2 separate regions of the Homo sapiens genome follow, and region 1 is linked to region 2. The links are chromatin loops, found by intact Hi-C in ENCODE. Cell type or tissue: gastrocnemius medialis. All regions are shown on one strand. Each heading gives the region's core, and the rest is flanking DNA. Links, peaks and the distances in the headings are about the cores only.

The links. Hi-C counts contacts between places; a loop is a spot of excess contacts. Peaks named below come from ENCODE experiments on the same cell type or tissue, not always from the same donor. Only the 100,000 strongest peaks of a DNase experiment are listed, where the experiment ranks them.
Region 1: it touches region 2 in a loop (8-fold over the local background); 69 of 110 quality-filtered maps call a loop at or near these places.

Annotation. Positions count from the first base shown.
Region 1 is chr10:102,581,129-102,586,499 of GRCh38, forward strand. All of the region lies in intron 3 of SUFU (SUFU negative regulator of hedgehog signaling), which reads left to right. Among named protein-coding and RNA genes, the nearest start is that of TRIM8-DT, 59 kb to the right of the region's middle. In gastrocnemius medialis, for the core only: a CTCF peak has its summit at 2,864 (motif pointing left); a DNase peak (open chromatin) is centred at 2,853; H3K27ac peaks cover 364 bases.
Region 2 is chr10:102,390,964-102,396,334 of GRCh38, forward strand. NFKB2 (nuclear factor kappa B subunit 2) reads left to right here and starts at 4,742. Exons shown (of 23, transcript NM_001322934.2): 1 at 4,742-4,833; 2 at 4,925-5,017; 3 at 5,290-5,371. The coding sequence starts at 4,997. RefSeq lists enhancers at 564-1,071, 1,072-1,578, 3,418-3,707, 4,758-4,807, 5,218-5,337 and a silencer at 3,008-3,407. In gastrocnemius medialis, for the core only: CTCF peaks have their summits at 3,109 (motif pointing right) and 3,310; DNase peaks (open chromatin) are centred at 3,158, 3,428 and 4,658; H3K4me3 peaks cover 2,424 bases; H3K27ac peaks cover 2,476 bases.

The DNA of each region.
Region 1 (5,371 bases), core at 231-5,230, 190 kb after region 2:
GAGATTGTGTCATTGCACTCCAGCCTGGGCGACAGAGAGAGACTCTGTCTCCAAAAAAAAAAAAAAAAAAAAAAAAAAAAAAAGAAGAAGAAGAAATTAGGCATGGGTTTTAGAAATTAGTATGGGCTTACAGAGAGATCCAGTGGGGGCAGTAGGCAGACTGAGTGGCCCCCATTAGGAGCATCTGGGCTGGGCAGAAGCCAACAGGACTAACTTTGAACTTTATTTCCTTCACTGCCTCAGCCAGAGATGTTTTGTTCAACAAAAACTCCAGATTTTCTCCTCCTCTCACTGGGGAGTCATGAAGCTCCCAGGCCTGTGTGGACCTGTAGTTCTGCCCCCGTAAATATATTTCTGCTCGTGGGCCTTCTGTTGACTTGAGAAGGAGCTGTCTTCCAATCTCAGAGGAAGCCTCCTCTGGGCCCAGCTCCGCTGCGCAGTCCACCATGGCCGCAGCAGTAGCAGCTTGAGCCTTCTCAGGAAGGAGGGCGGGTTAGGCAGTTGCCAGTCTCCCCACAGGTGTCGGCTTCATCCTGGGACTTCCAGATATGGGGCATAGGCTAACTGAACCTTTCCTCCTCAGCAGTCTGTGTTACTGGGGACATGTCTGGCACATCTGACATTTTGGGAAAGAACTGCTAAGCCCCCCTAGGACCAGCTCCGGGTGTTCACAGAAGACACTTAAGCCCTGGTTATCAGAATGATTTGTGAACACCAGAAATGCAAGAGGAGTGGAGATTTTTTCTTGAGAGATTATGATGGCTGTGCCATTGTCAAATATTTGACCTCCAAGTTGACAGACCTGAGTCTCCCAGCCTGCTTTGGGTCACCTCCCATTTTCCTGCTCTCTCAAAAACACCTCTTGCAGACTAGCCACTCCTGTGACACCTGGCACAGTCCAGCTGCGTTTCCTGCCCTTGTTCTCTGTCCCTGGAAAGCACGGAATAATCTCAGAGCACGCAGAAGAGCACCTGGAGAAAAGGGGCATTTGGCTTTCACAGCGCCAAGCTTCACGCTCCTGGGCTCCCAAAGGGAACATTAGTCCCCGCTCCACAGACCAAGCATGTTAATTCTGACCCTGGGTTGGGGTGTTAGTTTCCAGGCTATTATGTAGAACATCACGGGGCCTGTACTTTTGCACAGAAGGGAGGCAGGCTGGCACTGTCTAGAGTTAGGATGAATTAAGAACTCTTGAAGAATGTATTTGTAAGAACTCAAGGAATGTATTTGCTTCTATGTTTCAAAGGCAGCACTATTTTACAAACAATAGCTGTTTTCTTCTGCAACCCCTCTCCCTAGATTTTGCTAACTTATTATATCCGGGACAGTCCAACTTCAAACCACCATAACTGAAGCTGGATGTCAGGGAGGTGGGGGTGGGGTGATGGCCAATTGGAGGAGCCAGTAGGATTCTGTGCGCCTGTTCAGCACCCCCCACGTTTTCAGAGTTCTTGCCCAGGAGTTGTTTGTTAATGGGGAATGAGACGTGGAGGAATGAAATCTTTCTCCCAAGTGAGCAAGGTGTAGAACTGTAACTAGCATTTTTGGCGGGGAGGGGAGAGACTCCTTTTGCTATCCTGGAGTGGTATTTCCCTTCCAGTGAATTTGCCAAACAACATAAAAGTCGGGTAGCTGAGGGAGGTTTCTCCTGGTACCTGGGGGCAAAGCTCCAAGGAGGGAAGGGAATAGAAAGTGTCTACCCAGCCCTTACCTGGAATGGCGACGTTCTTTCAGACACTGGGTGCGGGGGAGCCTCTGCTGTGTGGTTTAAGTGGAGGTCTCTGGGATTTTCACCCTGACTTTTCAATGAGGATACCTTGGGGAGCAAGAGAGAGGAAGCCAGCTCCTGTAACCGCTGGACTGAACAGCTGGGCCTCTAACTGAGACATTATTAGCATTTGAAAGCCCCTCTGAAGGGGCCAAGAGCTTCCCAGGGTGGGCGCAGGGGCCTGAGTGCTGAGACCCCACAGTGGCTCCAACAGAATGGGTCTGAGCATCCAGGGCATAAAGACCAGACCGGACTCAAGAATGAACTCATTGTGGCTTTGTCCCATGCTTGAAAACTGTGACCAGGGCTCTTTCATTGTTAAGAAAGACCATTTCTTGTCCACAGAAGAGCTCATAAGTCTAGTTCCTTCATCAGGCAGAGCTGCGGAAGACCCTGCCCCTCACTAGAAGTTTCTGTTAGTGTCCTGCTCTCCAAGCATTTCTGATGGAAGTTGCACTTTCTGCTCCCCACTTTAACTCAGGAGTACCTTTGGCCAAAGCCTGATCACACATGCTCAGGGTGGAACGTGTTGATCCTAGAGCAACACCTGGGCCCGACTCCCTTTTCTTGCCTTAGAGTCTCCCTTTCCCAGCTGCCTAAATTAAGCCTCTTCCCAAGTTATTAAGCCTGCACAAAGTGCTTTTTGGTCATTCTGGTTCAAACAGTTTGGGTTTGCACAGTATTTTAAAATCATGTTAATTCTGGTTAATAAAAGGTCAAAGGTCATGGCTCCAAATCTTTCCAGCCTTTTCCCTGTTTCCAGCCTAAATAAATCCCCACCCGGTTTGGGGTATGTTTCTTTTTCTTTTTTCTTTTTTTTTAATTGTACTTTAAGTTTTAGGGTACATGTGCACAACGTGCAGGTTTGTTGCATATGTATACATGTGCCATGTTGGTGTGCTGCACCGATTAACTCGTCATTTAACATTAGGTATATCTCCTAATGCTATCCCTCCCCCCTCTCCCCACCCCACAACAGGCCCTGGTGTGTGATGTTCGGTTTGGGGTATGTTTCTACAGACTAGACATCAGATAGGGATGCAGAGCTCCAGGGAACTGGCCCATCTGTTTCTTAAACCAGGAGCAATGGTGCCACCTACTGGGCACTTGCTGGTAGCGACAAGCTCTGTGGCCAGTCCTGTTTTCTGGTGACTTGGGTGAGAGTATCTGTACTGTATTCCAGTACACGAGTAATAACATACTGCAGTAGAAAGCATATTGAGTAGGCACGCTATTTCCTGTTAACAGGCTTAGATACTGTGTTTGGGCAAGTTGCCCAGGGTCACATCCAGTTAGGGATGGAGGCAAATAGAAACAGGGCCTTCCCAACTCCGAAGTTCACCACTAAGCCAGGGTTTGCCAAAACCAGCAGGCGATTTCAGCTGGTAACTGCACAAGAGTGGTAACTGGTAGCATGAATAGTGAAGCCACTTTTCTCTCTTTGGTTCTCTTTGTCTTTTTTTTAATTTAAGATGGGGTCTTACTATGTTGCCCAGGCTGGTTTTGAACTCCTGGGCTCAAGAGATCCTCTCACTGGGCCTCCCAAAATGCTAGGATTACAGGCATGAGCCACCATGCCCGGCCCAGTTTGTTCTCTCTCAGTCTTGGTGATTTTGTCTCAGCTCTATATGACTCTTTAAACCTTGAACAGCTCTTTGACCCTTGTTTATTTCATTTTTTAAACAATTTTAGGTAGGCAACAATATCAGTTAGAAATTAATAACATTTTGTTATATTATCCTGAAGTTACCACTTGAGGTAAGCAACGCTAATTTGCCATTAATTTTCCTTATTTAGTATAGTGATATGAAGTTGCCTTTTCAGAGTAAGTTTGTTTAGGTTAAAAAAAAAAGGCAAGTCAATTTTAGGGGGAAAAATACAGGTAAGTAATGGTACAGATGGTGCACAGATATGGCAAACATGCTGATGGGTGTTGTGGATGAGCCCAAAGTTTGGAAAGTGTTGGGCCATGCCCATCATCACTGACGTACTGTGAGACTGTGGGCAATCTCAAGCATCCTTTTCTCATTTGTAGAAAAGAACATGTTAGTAGGTGATTGTTCAGGTCATGTAGACATACACAGTGCTGTGATGTCTCAGCATTATGGGTCAGGTTTCTCCCAGGCCAGGCTGCTGTGCCTGGGGTGGTGGGAACAAGGAATTTAAAGGCTTGGCCTTGCTTCCCCTACTTTGCCTGTGCCTCAAGATTCCTTCCTTTTGCCTGCTATATTTTCTTTTTTAATAACAGATTTATTGACATACGATTCACATACCATGTAATCCACAGTTGTGAAACCATCACCATAAAAAAAGAACCTCATATTGGTCACTCCCTATTCCCTCCAACCATCACAGCCCTAGACAACCACTAATCTACTATCTGTTTCCATAGATTTGCCTATTCTGGACATTCCATATGGATGGAATCATATAAGGTCTATTATGACTGGCTTTTTTCACTTAGCATAATGTCTTTAAGGTTCATGTTATAGTATATATTAGTATTTTGTTCCTTTTTATTGCCAGATAATACTTGTAATTGCCATCTTTTTTGTTTTAAACATTCTAGTGGATATGAAGTGGTGGTGTCTCATTGTGGGTTTTCTGTTTTCTTTTCTTTTGTTTTTTGAGACAGGGTCTCACTCTGTCATCCAGGCTGGAATACTATGGTGCGACCAAAGCTCACTGCAGCCTCCACATCCCGGGCTCAAACAATCCTCCCACTTCAACCTCCCGAGTACCTGGGACTACAGGCTTGGGCCACCACACCCAGCTAATTTTTTGTTTGTTTGTTTGTTTTTTATAGAGATGGGGTTTTGCCATGGTTGCCCTGGCTGGTCTCAAACTCCTGGCCTCAAGCGATCCTCTCACCTTGGCCTCCCAACACTTTGGGAGGCCACTGCACTGGCCTCATTGTGGTTTTGATTTGCATTCCTCTGATGGTTAATGGCATTGAGGATCTTTTTATGTGCTTATTAGCTATTTGTATATCTTTTTTTTTTTTTTTTGACAGAGTCTCACTCTGTTGCCCAGGCTGGAAGGCAATGGCACGATCCTGGCTCACTGCAACCTCTGCCTTCCGGGTTCAAACAATTCTCCTGTCTCAACCTCCCTAGTAGCTGGGATTACAGGCTCATGCCACCACACCTGGCTAATATTTGTATTTTTAGTAGAGACGGGGTTTCACCATGTTGGCCAGGCTGGTCTTGAACTTCTGACCTCAGGTGATCTGCCCGCCTTGGCCTCCCAAAGTGCTGGGATTACAGGTGTGAGCCACCATGCCCGGCCAGCTATTTGTATGTCTTCTTTGGAGAAATATATTCAGATCCTTTGCTCATTTTTAAATTGAATTATTTATCTTTTATTATTGAGTTGTAAGAACTCTTTATATATTCTGGATACAAAATACTTAATATATGCTGGATACTTATTAGATATATGATTTGCAAATATTTTCTCTCATTCTCTGGGTTTTTTCTTTTAAAATGTGATTAAGCCTGGGCACGGTGGCTTACGCCTGTAATCCCAGCACTTTGGGAGGCCGAGGCGGGTGGATCATGAGGTCAGGAGATCGAGACCATCCTGGCTAACACGGTGAAACCC
Region 2 (5,371 bases), core at 79-5,078:
GCAATCCTCCCACCTTAGCCTTCCGAGTAGCTGGGACTACAGGCACTCACCATCACATGTGGCTAACTTAAGTAGACATGAGGTCTCCCTATGTTGCCCAGGCTGTTCTCAAACTCCTGAGGTCAAGTGATCTGCCTGCCTCAGCCTCCCAAAGTGAAAATCTTTGTATGTTTGAAATGTTCTCTAATAAAGGTCTTGTTTTGTTCATCTTTAGATAAATTACGCCTTAGACTGTTGTAACTAAAATAGCTCAACCCTTAGGGGTGCTTTTAGAGATGTTGTGGAGACTCAAAGAATCCGTGCTGATTTTGGTGGCAATTTATGAGCACTTTGAAAGGATAGATGTGATCAGTGGTAACCAGCACGGGTTTACTAAGCTAGAGTATACCAAGATGAATTTACTCCATTATACATTTAATTTTTAATTTTTAATTTATTTATTTAGAGACCTAGTTATGAGACAGGCTAATTTTTGTATTTTTGTGGGGAAAAGCAAGAGAGATCAGATTGTTACTGTGTCTGTATAGAAAGAAGTAGACATAGGAGACTCCATTTTGTTCTGTACTAAGAAAAATTCTTCTGCCTTGAGATTCTGTTAATCTATGACCTTACCCCCAACCCCGTGCTCTCTGAAACATGTGCTGTGTCAAACTCAGGGTTAAATGGATTAAGGGTTGTGCAAGGTGTGCTTTGTTAAACAGATGCTTGAAGGCAGCATGCTCGTTAAGAGTCATCACCACTCCCTAATCTCAAGTACCCAGGGACACAAACACTGCGGAAGGCCGCAGGGACCTCTGTCTAGGAAAGCCAGGTATTGTCCAAGGTTTCTCCCCATGTGATAGTCTGAAATATGGCCTCGTGGGAAGGGAAAGACCTGACCGTCCCCCAGCCCGACACCCGTAAAGGGTCTGTGCTGAGGAGGATTAGTATAAGAGGAAGGAATGCCTCTTGCAGTTGAGACAAGAGGAAGGCATCTGTCTCCTGCCCGTCCCTGGGCAATGGAATGTCTCGGTATAAAACCCGATTGTACGTTCCATCTACTGAGATAGGGAAAAACCGCCTTAGGGCTGGAGGTGGGACATGCAGGCAGCAATACTGCTTTGTAAAGCATTGAGATGTTTATGTGTATACATATCTAAAAGCACAGCACTTAATCCTTTACCTTGTCTATGATGCAAAGACCTTTGTTTGTCTGCTGACCCTCTCCCCACTATTGTCTTGTGACCATGACACATCCCCCTCTCAGAGAAACACCCATGAATGATCAATAAATACTAAGGGAACTCAGAGGCTGGCGGGATCCTCCATATGCTGAATGCTGGTTCCTCGAGTCCTTTCTCTATACTTTGTCTCTGTGTCTTTTTCTTTTCCAAGTCTCTCATTCCACCTCACGAGAAACACCCACAGGTGTGGAGGGGCAACCCACCCCTTCAATTTTTTGAGACGGGGTTTCACCATGTTGCCAAGGCTGGTCTCGAACTCCTGGGCTCAAGTGATCCACCAGCCTTGGCTTCCTGAAGTGCTGAAATTACAGGTGTGAGTCACCATGCCCGGCCTTAGTCCATTTTAATTTAAGGTTAGGAATCTGACTTACCAGAGAAACGTAGTAGACAACATATCTGGATTTCAGCAAATTGTTTGGCAGAATCTTATGATATTTGTTTGAGAGGCCCACAGTAAGGTGGAAAGGGCTGCTTTGTTTTATATAAACTTAGGGGAGAAAGCTTCATCCTGGAGTCAACAGATTGGGTTTGAATCCTGGCTCTGTCCCTTTCTAGCTGTGTGTTTGGTTGTTACTCCACCTCTCTGAGCCTTAATTTCTTCATCAGTAAAAGTAATATTCACCTCCTAGGGTTGTTGGGAGGGAGAATAAGAACTTCTAAAGTACCCGAACCTAGCAACTAGGACACTATATTTGCAGGCAAGATGAAGAGGGGTGGGGAAGTAATAGGAAACAGCCCAAATCGAGAGCCATAATAGTCTCTCTTTACTTAGTGCCAGTGCAGGCCTGTGATTCTGTTCTTAAAAACGTCTGGGGCAAGCTGCAGGAAAGACCCGAGATAGTTTATGTTCTACCATAAGCCTAAGGGAGGAGGACTCCAGGCAGGGAGATTACTCATGGCACCTGCTAAGGAGAAACGCTACTGACCAGAGAGAGGTCCAGTCATGTACTCCGTGCTTGGTGAATTTCTGTCCTGACCTCGCTGCCTCTAGAAGTGTTCAGGTGGAAATTGGAAGGTCTATAAGAGGCAATTCGGCAGCATACAGTGGCTCACGTCTGTAATCCAAAATCCAAGCATTTTGGAAGGCCAAAGTAGGAGGATCACTTAAGCCCAGGAGTTTAAGACCAGCCTAGGCAACGCAGTGAGATCCATCTCCACTAAAAATTTTAAAATTTGCCAGGTATGGTGGTGTGCACCTGTAGCCCCAGCTACTCAGGAGAGTCAGAGAATCGGCGCACCCCGGAGTTCGAGGTTGCAGTGAGCCATGATCACGCCACTGTACTCCAGCCTGGGTGACAGAGCAAGACACTGTCTCAAAAACATAAATAAATAAATAAATAAATAAATAGGCCGTGCGCAGTGGCTCACGACTGTAATTCCAACATTTTAGAAGGCGGAGGCCAGCGGATCACCTGAGGTCAGGAGTTCGGGACCAGCCTGACCAACGTGGTGAAACCCCCAACTCTACTAAAAATACATAAATTAGGCGGGCGTGGTGGTGGCCGCCTGTAATCCCAGCTACTCGGTAGGCTGCAGCAGGAGAATGGTTTGAACCCGGGAGGCAGAGGTTGCAGTGAGCCAAAATCCCCTCACTGCATTCCAGCCTGAGACTAAAAAAAAGAGGCGATTTCCCACATCGGTGGAAATTTGAGCTGTTTAAACTCTGGATGCCTTTTTCAGTTCTAATATTCCAGATCTCCTTGGTGGATAAACACTTCATTTCCCTTCTCCTGAGCAGAGCTCCTGAGCCCTGGCCCGCTGGGAACCTGTCACTTCTAAAAAAGTTCGAGGTCCGGACTGTCTCTCCCGGAGCCTTGAGGCTGATGAGACGGAGCGAGAGAGGGGCCGGGGCCGAATGGAGTCTACTCGCGGGCCCAGGGAGGCCGCCAGAGGGCGCCCGGGACCGACCGCAAGAATAACTTCCTTCCTCTTCCGCTAACTTCCCGGCAGCGCGCCGCTCAGGGTGGGGGCCCCGAGGGCTGGGGCCGTCGGCTTCCCCCTGGGGATCCCCCGCTTCAGAGAAAGCCAAGCGTTAGGCGCAGCCAAAGCCGAGAGGCAGCGGAAGCTCCCGGCCCGGGGTGGCGCTGGGTCAGCGGGTACCTTCTCGGCGGTCCCCTGGCCGGCCGAACTCGCGCCTGGTGTCCTGTCACCCCGCTCCCCGCCCTGAGTGAGCCTGTCCCCTCTCAGGGGCGCGCCCGAGTCGCTCCGGGTTGGCTGCGCCAGTCCAGAGTTAAACTTTCAGCCAATGAAAAAGGGCGCGAGGCGTGACGCACGGAAACGTCATGGGAATTCCCCCCTCCGGGGGGCCGAGAAGGGGCTTTCCCGGCCCTGAGCCCTGCTGGCAGGCGAGGTGTCGCGACCGGTCCCAGGTGGGTCGGGCGCGGAGAGAAGCCGCAACCAGAGCCGCCGCCACGGTGAGTGGCTGGATTCAGACCCCTGGGTGGCCGGGACAAGAGAAAAGAGGGAGGAGGGCCTTTAGCGGACAGCGCCTGGGGCTGGAGAGCAGCAGCTGCACACAGCCGGAAAGGGCGCGCAGGCGACGACACTCGGATCCACGTCGACACCGTTGTACAAAGATACGCGGACCCGTACGTACACCTGTACCTGTGCTGGCGCACACACGGCAGCGTCCGTGCAGTCGCACTCGCACACACATGCACACGGAGACGTGCCCACCGGTGCACTGGTGCCTGCACCCACACCCTTCACGCACAAACTCAAGATACGCTCACCCGTGTCCGTACATCAAGACAGGCGCTGACACACACCCACACTGAGAAGCTCGGGATTCACCTATCTACACACATGCTCGCTTGCACACTCATGTTGACGCCATGGACACACAACATGCAACCAAGCACTACAGCCGAAACACACTTGTGGAGCTGTGATGGAGACACACTCTTGTATTAGGTGGGGGGGGGGGGGGGGGAGCGTGCAGAGATCTCCCTGTCGCCTGCGCGCCCAGAACCGGTGCGGTGTGGGACCAGCTGCTGTTGTGAGGTTTGGGAGAGAGAGAAAAGAGCCCACTCCGAGGAGGAGACACTTTTCCCGCAGCCCCAGAATCGCGTTCTCGGGGCAGAACCCCGGGGCCTCCCACAGGAAAGAGCCCCCGCCTACAGGCTGTTCGAAGGGGAGGCCGTCCGACAGCAGGAATGTCCCCCCAAAAGCCCCCGGGGTTTATCAGCCGTGGCCTCCCTCCTGGCAGAAAATCCCAAGGTTGCTCCAGACCGGGGGAGGGGAGCGGGAGGCGGACTTGGCCCCAGACTGCCAGCCTCCTCCCGGCCGTGAAAGACCCTCCTGTTCCCTGCCCTGGAGGGAGGAGGGGGCTTAACCCCCACCGGGGCTTCCCGGATTCTCCTAGACCTCTGCCCGCTGAAAAGCAGCGGGAGCCCGTAGACTGTCGAGGGCCTCCCGCCCCTCCCGTCGCGAGGGCGGGGCCAGTGGCGTCATTTCCAGGCCCGCCCCCTCCGGCCCCGCCTCCCCTTGGTATTTTCGGGACTTTCCTAAGCTGCTCTAACTTTCCTGCCCCTTCCCCGGCCAAGCCCAACTCCGGATCTCGCTCTCCACCGGATCTCACCCGCCACACCCGGACAGGCGGCTGGAGGAGGTCGGACCCTCCCCCAAATCTGGGCCCCCATCTCCCGCCCACCCCCATTTAGATCTGACCCCCTCCCCCACGCCACTCCTCCCAACTTTAGGCGGGCGTCTAAAATTCTGGGAAGCAGAACCTGGCCGGAGCCACTAGACAGAGCCGGGCCTAGCCCAGAGACATGGAGAGTTGCTACAACCCAGTGAGTCATGCCGCCTGCCCCTGACCCGGCCGGCTGCCCCTCGTGTCTGTCCACCTGTCTGCCCGAGCCCCCTCTGCTGCCTTACACCTGTATGCTCGCAGATGCTCTCAGCCTGCCAGTCTGTCCATCTGTCTGCAACTCTGCCTCCAAAAGGAGCTTTCTCTTGGGTCTGAGGAGGAGGGGGGAGTGACCACTGAAGACTTGGAGATGGGAGGTGGGGCTGTGGGGGGTGCTGAGAGTCGGATGCCACCCCCAGTCTGTCTCCAAACCAGGGTCTGGATGGTATTATTGAATATGATGATTTCAAATTGAACTCCTCCATTGTGGAACCCAAGGAGCCAGCCCCAGAAACAG